Linked DNA regions of Mus musculus: region 2 is linked to region 1. The links are chromatin loops, found by intact Hi-C in ENCODE. Cell type or tissue: heart. All regions are shown on one strand. Each heading gives the region's core, and the rest is flanking DNA. Links, peaks and the distances in the headings are about the cores only.

Evidence for each region. Hi-C counts contacts between places; a loop is a spot of excess contacts. Peaks named below come from ENCODE experiments on the same cell type or tissue, not always from the same donor. Only the 100,000 strongest peaks of a DNase experiment are listed, where the experiment ranks them.
Region 2: it touches region 1 in a loop (1.9-fold over the local background); 1 of 42 quality-filtered maps calls a loop at or near these places.

The regions. Positions count from the first base shown.
Region 1 is chr6:92,064,712-92,070,077 of GRCm38, forward strand. Fgd5 (FYVE, RhoGEF and PH domain containing 5) reads left to right here. Exons shown (of 21, transcript NM_172731.3): 13 at 437-520; 14 at 1,472-1,551; 15 at 2,791-2,890; 16 at 3,174-3,311; 17 at 3,737-3,866; 18 at 4,657-4,790. Among named protein-coding and RNA genes, the nearest start is that of Nr2c2, 25 kb to the right of the region's middle. In heart, for the core only: CTCF peaks have their summits at 1,591 (motif pointing left), 1,790 and 2,653 (motif pointing left); a DNase peak (open chromatin) is centred at 2,700; H3K27me3 peaks cover 1,992 bases.
Region 2 is chr6:92,012,908-92,018,273 of GRCm38, forward strand. The region is part of intron 2 of Fgd5 (FYVE, RhoGEF and PH domain containing 5); the gene reads left to right. Among named protein-coding and RNA genes, the nearest start is that of Fgd5, 37 kb to the left of the region's middle. In heart, for the core only: a CTCF peak has its summit at 2,084; DNase peaks (open chromatin) are centred at 905 and 2,204; H3K27ac peaks cover 199 bases.

The DNA of each region.
Region 1 (5,366 bases), core at 317-5,316:
TGGCCTGATTGCTGTTGCTTTAGGTTGGACTTTCACATAAAGGCGGTGGGCTGCACTTACAGCATCTGACCTCCCCCCTCACAATGCCTGTGATCCTATCACGAGGCTACAGTCTGGCAGCCTGCTCGTTTGGGTTGCTGTGTGGTATTTCACAGTCTGACTGGACCACGGTTCTTTATCCATCAACTGTAAAGGATATTTGGTTAGTTCTCCCTTTGGGGCTGTGACACATAATGTTCTCTGACACTTGGTGCCAGAGCATTGGCAGATGTGCCAAGTCCTTTTGAGCATTCCTGTAGGAGTATAATTGTCATGATGAGGTGTGCACCGAGGACTACTGGCTGCCTGCACCCCAGAGCTCAGGGACCTGCTACGTATAGAGCTTGCTGCAGCCTTCGGGGCCAGGACTGGTGTGACTTGTGTGCCTTCTCTGCAGATGAATGACACACTCCTGTACACACATCCCCAGAAGGATGGGAAGTACCGGCTGAAGAGCTCGCTGCCAGTGGCCAACATGAAGGTAGATATCGAAAACCAGGTACCCTGGGGTAGGCGTGTCATCACAGGGAAGATGCTGGGGAGATGGATCCAGCCTTTCTTCTCTCTACGGAGGACCAAGGCCCCAGGATACAGCGTTCAGTGAGGACTGCTGCAGGTTTAAACATAGGGGCTGCCCAGCTACAACTAGGGATCAATGATATATTCTCAGAGTGGATAAGACATGGAGAGGAAAGGGTCACCCCAGGAGGAGGACAGTAAGTGCAGAAACCGCTTGGAGGGAGCCAACAAACAGGTTTAGGTTACATTGTTAAAACCCTCTAGAACCTTTCTATCATCCCAAACAGAAACTGTCTCCATTAAACACTGAGTCCTGTTTGTTCTATCTCTATAAATGTAACTGGTTGAATGACTTCATGTGGGTAGAGTTCCAGCATTTGGCTTCTTGGAGCTGGCTGGCTTCACTTAGTGTTGTGTTCAAGATTTCTGTGTGGAAGTTTGGTCAGTCTCCTTCCTTTTCTGGGCACCCACATCTGCCCCCTCTGTCTCTCTACCTCTCTGTGTATCTCTATCTTTATGCCTCTCTCATCTCTGTCTGCCTCTGTGTGTGTGTTTGTGTGTTCATGCACGCATGTGTGTGCATATTCTCGGTTCATTCACCACTGAACATGTCTCAGCTGTTGCATGTGTGATGTGTGGACTAGCATGGTTTATCTTGGTCTCAAACACGAGGGTGCGTGGGCACATTGGGGAATTCTTGGGATGGAGAACATTCTGGAATGTTATTTCTGATACCATCTGAGGATGGTGCCTGAGAAGGAAATGCTGAGATGAGAAGGCAGGACAGCTGGGAATGAAAGCATCCATGCTGGTCAGAACCCTGTCCAGCCACTACCAGCCACTAGCAGTGGACAAAGCTGTCCGTGCTCCTCCCCCTCCCACCCTGAACAGATGCTATTGGTTTCCCTGGCAGGTCAGCCGCCCTGTGATGGACAAAGTGCCCTATGCTCTGAAGATCGAAACTCCTGAGTCTTGTCTGACACTGTCTGCAAGGTATGGGGAGCCATACTCTAGCTGCAGTGCCCTCTGCTGGCCGCCATGGCATACGACACTTAGATACGCAGGCATAACATACAAAAAAATAAATATTTTAAGATGAAGATAAATATTTTAAGATGAAGATAAAGTTAAGAATTGAGCAAAATACCTGAAGTTGACCTCTGACCTCCTCACTCATATCTACGTGTACGCAACACACACAAAACACACAGGCATGGACATGCATGCACACACGTACACACGTGCGTGCAAATAGAAAGCAATAACTAAAAGAAAAAAGAAAAGAAGAACTCCTGAGGTTTGGGGCTTATCTCAGTGATAGCGTGTCTGGCTGACATACTAAGGCCCTGGTTCAGGCTTCAGCAGCACAAAACCAAACATAAATGCCAGCTCCTATGCCCAGAGGTCTGTAGGCCCCATGAAAGTATCTCATTAAAAAATGTTATAGATGATTGTCTCAGCATGAGGTTCTCAGGTGACTCATATGTGTCGTGTGCTCAGTGGGCTGTCAGCCTTGGCACTCTCGACAGGACAAAAGGGAAGTGATGAGTGGTTGCCCATCTCTGACCATTCCGTCGTCTTTTGGGGAGGCTCTTGGTAGGTGGAAGGATGCTGTACTTAAAACAACATGAGCCAGTTGTCTGATAAACAAAATCTATTTCTCCCAGGCTAGGAGTTAGGAAATGCAAGACCAAGGTGCCGGTCGATCTGGGGTCTGGAGAGAGCCCCATGTATGTAGATGGCACCTGTTTGCTGTAATATAGAAGAGACAAAGGGGGTCCCACAAGGGAGAGGGAAGACTTCCTGTAGGTAGTGATTCCTGGGATAGCTCCACCACCTCTCCTCTCTGCCTGATGCCTTGTGGCTCAGTGTGTAGCTTCTGGTGACAGACTACACCGATTGTCTGCTCCTGCCTGTCCTATGGCCTGGAGTACCAGCTGCCATTGATATATCTGCCCACTGGAGGGGGATTATACATTCCCTTTAAGCAGTGTCACCCTGGCTGCCTACCTTACTGCCGGCCAAAGTGGCACCTTCTCCCTGCCCAGGCTGTGGGATGCTCCAGTGCAGGGCGAGGGCGACACCTAGTGGGCACTAAGAATATCTACCCAGCTTTCTCCTGGGCTTGGACATTGGGGCTCAACTAGGGCCCAGAGGCTGCTGAACTCGCAGCAAGAGAGAGGGTGCCAAGCAGAGCCACAGCACCTTGGCTCACCGAGTCTGTGCCGACAGCTCCTGCGCGGAGCGGGACGAGTGGCACTACTGTCTGAGCAGAGCCCTTCCGGAGGATTACAAGACTCAGGCCCTGGCTGCCTTCCACCACAGTGTGGAGGTGAGTGGGGGCCACTCCAGGGTTCCTAGGGTGGGTCCTGCCATATCCTCCTCACAGAGACAAGTTCCTCCTGTCCTCGGGGCCCTGGCAACACCCTCATCGGTCCCGCCTACCATGCTTCTGTTAGAGCGTGGCACCACAGTTCAACCCAGGAGCATGCCCTGCAGTCTGGCAAGCAGACCAGGGGACAGAGTAGACTTGACTCCGAATTAGGGAGAAAGGGGCTGCACTTCCCCAACTGTCCCTTGGCCTCTCTCCTGACTGTGGTTGCTGGCTGCCGCAGATCCGGGAAAGGCTGGGGATCAGCCTCGGTGAGAGGCTCCCCACCCTGGTGCCTGTCACTCATGCCATGATGTGCATGAACTGCGGCTGTGACTTCTCCCTCACCGTGAGGCGCCACCACTGCCATGCCTGCGGCAAGGTGAGTGACAGACTGGGGGGAAGGTGTGCTTGGGGAGGGGATGGGGACATGTTCCTGCTTGTGGAGCTCAGGGGGCCAGAGGAAGATGAATTCAAGGCCAGCCTGAGAGGTAGAGCTTGTTCCTGTCGGTATCACTGAAATCCACTGATCATGGCAGTCCCAGGCCTTTCTGCCACACCATGTTAATAACACGGGAGAACTCACCATTATGGTCACTGGAGGGGAGTGTTATCTTATGGTTATGAGCACAGCTCTTCAGAAAAGCAGGCGCTTGCTCAGAGACATTCTACAGCCCAGGCTGGAAGAGCAGGGGCCCGTGTGACACAGAGCAGCTAGGGTCCTGGGGCTGCCTGGAGGAGGTGAGGGCTGGGCTAAACTGAGAGGGTGACTGACAGCTTAAATGTGTGTTCTCAACATGGCGTCAGATTGTGTGCCGGAACTGCTCTCGAAACAAGTACCCATTGAAGTGCCTCAAGAACAGGATGGCCAAGGTCTGTGATGGCTGCTTCCGGGAGCTGAAGTTGAGGAATGGGCCTGTCCCAGGCTCCATGAGAGGTAACTTTACAAGGCCCTTGCCTTCTTTCAGGCCTGGTGGCTTCTCCCCAAGTTCTCATGATGCCTCTATGGCCCGGGTTCCTGCTTGAATCTGCTTTCTCCAGAAGAAGAGAGATGAGGTTCTGCATAAAGGCAGCCCCCTGGGGAGGCCAAGGCTCAAGACCTGGGTTCCATGGGAACCTGACAGCTGCTCTGTCCCTATGAAGGCAGGGCTGCTGTGGCTGTCCGCCATGGATGGTTCTTTGGGGTTATTCGATATTTGTCTATATGGTTATATGCATGTGGGTGCAGGTACCCCTGAAGGCCAAAATAAGGCAGATATGTTCTTAACTGCTGAGCCATCTCCCCAGCTCTCTGTAGGGCTTCTATGAATATTCCATGAGCCTGCTGTCTTTGGAATTTTGTGGCAGGTTTGGGAGGCTGCTTGGGAGGGGCTTGGGAGTCAGGAAAGGAGAGAGAGAGAGTCCCCTAGAAGCTGAATTGACCCCTGAGACTTGGTACTTAAGTGACAGGCTGTGCCCAGAAGTATCAGGCCAGAGAGACAGCAGATGTATCTTGGGCCTTCTTGAAGCCACACCCAGAGGAAGCATAGTCCTGCTGGTGGATCCAGGACAACTGTTCAATGTCCTGGGAAAATGCCACCATGCCCCAGAGCCTCTGCTCAGCATCAGCAGGAAGGGGCATGCCAGCCATCCTGGGCCCGTCTCCTCCCACCCGCACCCCCATGAGCCTTGGAGGGACTTGAGCCAGCACTCCAGACAACCCTTCCCCTGGCTTCTCACCTCTGCAGAGCGTCCAGTCAGCATGAGCTTCCCACTGTCCTCGTCCCGCTTTTCCTCGGGCAGCGCCTTGTCCTCTGTCTTCCAGAGTATTAGCCCCTCAACTTTCAAGAAGCAGAAAAAAGTCCCTTCGGCTCTGTCCGAGGTAAGGTGTGCATGGGAGACAGTGCTTGGGAGGTTCCTGTCCTCTGGAGGCATGCTCAGATCCTCCTGTACCCAGCCTGGCCAGGCTCTTCTGCACAAAGAGAACTCCTCCCTGAAAGAACTCAATAGTGAGCCCAGGTAGTGCCATTGCTAAGGATAATCCCTGTCTTCAGAAGACATCTGTGGGCTGCAGAGGAGCTCCAGAGGCATCTTGTGTCCCTCCTTGGCTTTATTTTTTCTTTTTCCTTCCCCATACTGTAGAATTAGTGCCCGCAGGGCCTGCTCAGGTGAGCTGCAATCACGGTTAATTGTCCCATGTCAGTATTTGTGAGCCCCACGTGTTCTCGGGCTGCAGGGAGGGAACAGCACAGGTGCTGAGCCCCCCTAAGGCTGACTGTGCAAGAAACCTGAAAACTGGCTGCGCACAAGTCCGTCATGCAGACAGGGCCCCCAAGCAATGTGTGCCCATGAGGAGAGCCTTCGGAGCCAAGAGGCATGGCCAGCTGCATCCAAGTCCCTGTTAACAGGCATCATGAAGCAGTGGGTGTGTGAAGATGCGCTAGGGAGTGAAGATCGG
Region 2 (5,366 bases), core at 102-5,101, 52 kb before region 1:
TTGGTTTTATCCCTCTCCTGTTCCTTGGAGACCCTGTTCAGAATCCTGCTGATTCTCCACACCATCCCTTGTCCCTTCCATTGGGAGACTCTGAAGGCAGAAGGACCCTATAGTTGTGTCCTGTGGAGGGGTTGGGTGGCAGGCAAGGTTTGGTCCAGCTACACTCTGCTGGCTTTGCCATTCCTTCTAGCCTCTGCTCCAGAGGGTTGAATGGAGCGGAGGTAGTCCTGCAGCAGGTGGTGCTGGGTCCCGGGCTCCACTGGCTGAGTGTTTCACCTCCAGCTGGTATGTCAGCATTGCAGGGCTCTTGCTTTCCACACACAGGGCTGTGGCGTCATCGTGGTTTTATTCAGCAGTTCCTCTTCCACCCCAAAAGGTTCTAGAAGTTTCTTCATACTGGGAAGTCTAGGGAGAGGTGAGCAGACTGGTAGGAAGCTATGAGGTTCTATTAACTGCAGTTGAGGTTTATCGGAACATGTGGCTCAGGGGCTATCGTTGGGCAAAAGAGAGGTGCAGGATGGGGCAGGGCTCGAGGTGGAAACTCAGGACCACCATCCTGTTGTTTGTTCATGTTCAGGTGCCTTTCGGTCAGAGAAGCTCTCCCAACTCGTACTGTGAGCTTGTTCACACAGCTTTCTCTTGAGTCTAGGACTGAACTGGTTTCCTTAGTTGGATCTGGGTGCACAGAACGATCTTCCCAGTGAAGAGGCTGTTTCACATGGGGTTTTGGGTTTTCCAAATCTGGTGGAAAGATGGCCCTAGGCGGCGAGGCTCAGGGAGGCATGGCCCTGGGGATCTGTTTTGAGCTCATTGCTCTTTCTTTCATCACAAGCCAGAATGCTCTCGATGGGATGGGTGGTTTTCCCAGCCTTGTATTGTCATGGTCTGTCCTGGGTGTGTGGGGCAAGGATGCTGCCAGCTGGCACAGTTGCTGAATTCTCAGAACCCTTATTTCAAAGTAATTATTGACCAAAAAAGCAGACCTAGCCACACAGCTCATAACTACTTCCATATGCCCAGCCTTGGAGGCCCCAGGAATGCCCCCTAGGACTCCTCTGGAGTATAGGGAGAATGGCCCAACATGCCCTCAGCAGAGGGTAGTCTGGGGTGCTGTCCAGGATCCTCCAGGGCTCAGGCAGGGAATAGGAGTTCCCCAATACAGGGTGCAGCTTCTGGCCAGAGGTCTGGGTCCTGGTATAATTTATACAGGCCTCTCTGGCTCATCTCTCTCGTTGTCAGGAGTGATGGTGCCTGAAGTATATTCCAGCCAGGAGAATCAGCAGAAATGTGACGTATGGAAGTGTTTGAAAGCTTCAAAGTACCGTGAAATTCTTAGATGGTTCATTCAGCCCTTATTTAGGGTCTAAGACAAGTCAAAAGGGACCAGGCTCAGTAAACTATCTCAGGTCCATATCATGTCGTTGGTGACATGGCAGTCAGCTTCTGTCCAACCCACAGCGTCATAAGGAGCAATGAGCCAAGCAGGTGCGTGGTAGCCAGAACTAGAGCCTAGATGCTCTGGGTGGCCCTGTTTTAACAAGGTGCTCAGGAGATCTCAGGCTCTGCAGGGGAGGTGAGGCTGGCGGTGGGTTTGAGAGCTCTGGTTATCGCTACAGAGCAACACAAAGACATGAGTTTCCTGTCAGCTTCTCTGCTCACTTCTCATTAGCTCCCAAGATGGCAGGCAGGGCAAGAGCTCCAGGTTCTGTTTGGAGAGGAGGAAATGGAGAAACAACTGGGAAATGTAGTTGTCCAAGGTCACTGGGTAAGTTACAGCAGAGAACCTCGAGGTCAGAAGCCAACCCCAGATGGATCGGTCCCTGGAAGCTGACGGCCTGGAGACCAGTGTCTATGAGCTTGAACTTAACACTTCAAATCCAGAATTCTAGCAAACACCATGTTCTCAACTAACTAACTCCAAACAGTGACACAGTACGCAAGGCAGGCACGTGCTACCACCACAGAGGTGAGAACGCTTGTCCAATATCACATGCCTAGGAACAGGGTAGTGTCCAGGCTTTGGACACCCATATAGGCTATTCCCCCTGTGGTCTAAGCGGTCGCTGTCCCCTGCCAGAGCTCATGGGCTGTTAGGCAGTATTGGTCTGGATCCCTGGATAGGCCTGGGATGAGGAGTGGCCATCTAGAGCCTCAGCCAGCCATTGTGTGCTGGGTTCTGTCAAGCGGCTGGGTGTGGCCCCAGGGGCTGCTAGGCCAGTCTCATGGGAGGAAGTGTCAGTGTTTACAGGAAATGCAGGACAAGGCCTGGGAGATGGAGGAGGGGTAACCAGCCACCCTGAGCACTGGAGGTGCTCGAGCCCAGGGCGGGGTGCCCCTCTTCCACCCCAAGGACGAAGGTTTTTGTTACTCTGGAAGGAGAGTCCACTTCACAAGCAGCCTCACCCCTCTTCCATGCCTCTCGCTTCTGAAAGGACAGCACCCAAGTTCCTCAGAGAACATTCATCTTTCTCCCCAGCAGCGGACTCATCTGTGCCCCTGGTACTACTGGGCCTTGCCTTCCTTCCTTTCCTGTTTTAGAGGGCAGCAAGGCAGGGCCAGCTCTGTGTAGCCCCAGCACCTGAGGGGTGAGGTTGGCTTCATGCCCTAGAAGTTCCTTAAGATGGGTGTGAATGTGGAAACTTACTTTAAAAACAAAACAAAACAAAACAAAAAACCCATAAACCCTAAAAAGTCTAAAACAGGCCTGGTGGCGGTTACACACGGGCACTGCTAAAGCCTGAGAGTAAACTCCACAATGCCTTAGCTACTTGGATGTACTGAATGCCCTTTTGCCAGAGAGATGAGGCTGGGGTCAGAGGTGTGCTTGCCTGGCATGCAGGAAACCCTGGGTTAGACTCCTAACAATGCATAGATTGGGCATAGTAACAAATTCCTGTAATCCTGGCACTAGAGAGACAGAGGCAGAAGAATCAGAAATTCAAACTCTCTATGTAGCCACCCTCAGCTACATAAAGAGTTTAAGGCTAGCCTGGGCTATAAGATATTCTCTCTAAAAATAAGAGAAAAAAACCAGGCATCATGTTTGGGGCCAGACTTGAACTGAGCTACGGCAGCTTTGTCTCTCACACTCCATCACGCCCCTCTGCCTTCCCTAATGAACGCACATCCCTTTGTGCCCCACCTGGACCTCGGCCAGCCTCCAACCTGTTCCCTCTGTGCCTCCTCTCCAGGTTTCCAGGGCCAGAGCGCTAGAACCTGATGGTGTTGCCATAGAAACAGAGGTTGCCTTTTAAGGGTCTTAGTCTTGTTAATAAAATAATTTCAGAATATGAAAAGGAAGCCCATGGACAATTTTGTTAGAGTTAGGAGAGAAACACAATCCAGGTACTTTGGGGGAATCGCAGAAGCTGCCAAGGAGAGAGATGGAGAAGTCGTGTCTTTCGAGGTAGTCATGGGGTAGATGTAGACAGTATATTAAGAAAAGAAAAAGCACGCTCATGAATAGAAGCGGGCTGAGGAAAGATCCCCCCAAAACATGGGCTCTATGGTCTTTTAATGGCCCCCCACTTCCCCTCCAGTTTGTATTTTGGTTTTGCACATGCTCTGTTACTTAGATGACACCAGAAGGGCATCCAGTCTTGCTCTGCAAACTGTTTCTTTCACACTTAATCTTAATTTGTTTTTTTTTGAGGGGGGATTCTATTGTTATTTTTCTTATTCTTCTGTCACAACACACGTCAGGTCTAGAATATTACAGAATCCGTTTCCAAGCCAAAGCCTTTCTTGGCTACAAAGGCAGAGAGGCCTGAGCTGAGCACAAGGTTTCCACCCCCACCCCCACCCCCACAATCACCAGCATCTCATGCCAGCTACAATCTATACTGAGTGCCCTCCACCAGCATCTCATGCCAGCTGCAATCTATACTGAGTGCCCTCCTTCTGGGCCTTTAGGTTGCCTTTTCCAGGACTGTCCTTCTCTGGTGACTAAGCTATGCTTCTATTGGGCATGCTGCCCGCTTAGTCCGTCCTAGACCAAGGTATTGGGGGAGGTGGACCAGGGTGTGCTTCCCTAGGCTGTGGCAGCTGTCTGGGCAACTGTCCACTCACCAGCAGGCCACGAGTGCCAGGCTCAGATTATTTGCCTATACATCCCCGGCTGTGCATGTAGGAGTGTCCAGGAGCACAGGACAGCAGCTGAGTGTTGTTCGTGAGATACCTCGTAAGCAGATGCCCATTGAGCATCTGGTGAGTACAGGAGACTGTGGGGTTTGAACATGAGGCACTAACAGGAGTTCAGAGCCCGGTGGGAAAGAAGGCTGCAGAAACCTAAGAATGCTCTGTGGGAGGGGTGCTGTGGAACTCAGGCCTGCTGAGAGGAGCAGAACTTGGCAGATCGGGGAGGGGGTTGGTAGGTTTAAAATTTATGCCATATTGTGGGTCATTGTGCAGGAAAGGATAAATAAGTAAGAACATAAGCTGTCCTGCAATGCCTGGCCCCATGAGCTGGGCAGCGCTTCAGTTTCATCGGGATAATCTGGTTAAGGAGGGCTTCCTGGAGGAGGTGGCAAACCGGTCCTGGTAGGTGTGAGGAGTTTCATCCGCAAAGAGTTCCCAGTGTTTGGTCCATTCTCAGGGGCAGAACGATAAGCCTTAGGACGAGAGTGTGTGCCCTGCTGGAGTCATCTTAACCTTCTGGGCCCAAGTCTCAGCATATTCAAGCTGTGCCTTCAGAAGTGCTCTGGCTGAGTCGCAACATATTCGGGGTTCAGTCAGTGTGATGGAGCTATGTCCCTGCTCAGCTGTGATGCTCCAGCCACGTGTGACTCTCGTGTTCCTGTGTGTCAGACTCATGCCCAGGTACCTGCCCTCTTTGTGACAATTGCTTGGTGGATGCTGTATACCCTGGCACCTCCCGGGTTGTCAAACCTTGCAGGATGGGCACCCTGCCCAAGGCATCAGTCTTGTCCAAGACAGAAGAGGCAGTAATGGGCCACAGGAAGAGATCTGTATGTATGTCCTCTGCTCCAGCTTAGGTCTGAGAGGCTGGTAGCCTGGTGGGCACTTGCACGGGTCAGCACAGGGCTCTCATGGAACAGCCAGGGCAAGTGGAGCCTCAGTTTCCCCAGCTGAAAGTTGGCAGCTAGATGCCAGAGGGGAGGACCCTACCCTTCCTCTGCAATGGGAGGATCCTGAGAGAGAGAGAGAGAGAGAGAGAGAGAGAGAGAGAGAGAGAGAGAGGAGGACTCCTGAGGATGTCTCTGAGCCCACACCCCGTCCCCCTCTTGAGATCCGCTCACCTCTCATGACTCTTTTTCACCTGAAATGCTTTTATACAGCTCTGGCTGTATAGCTGTATTTAAATATGTGCAAATCAAGTACCAATGATAAATCATAAAGGAATTAAT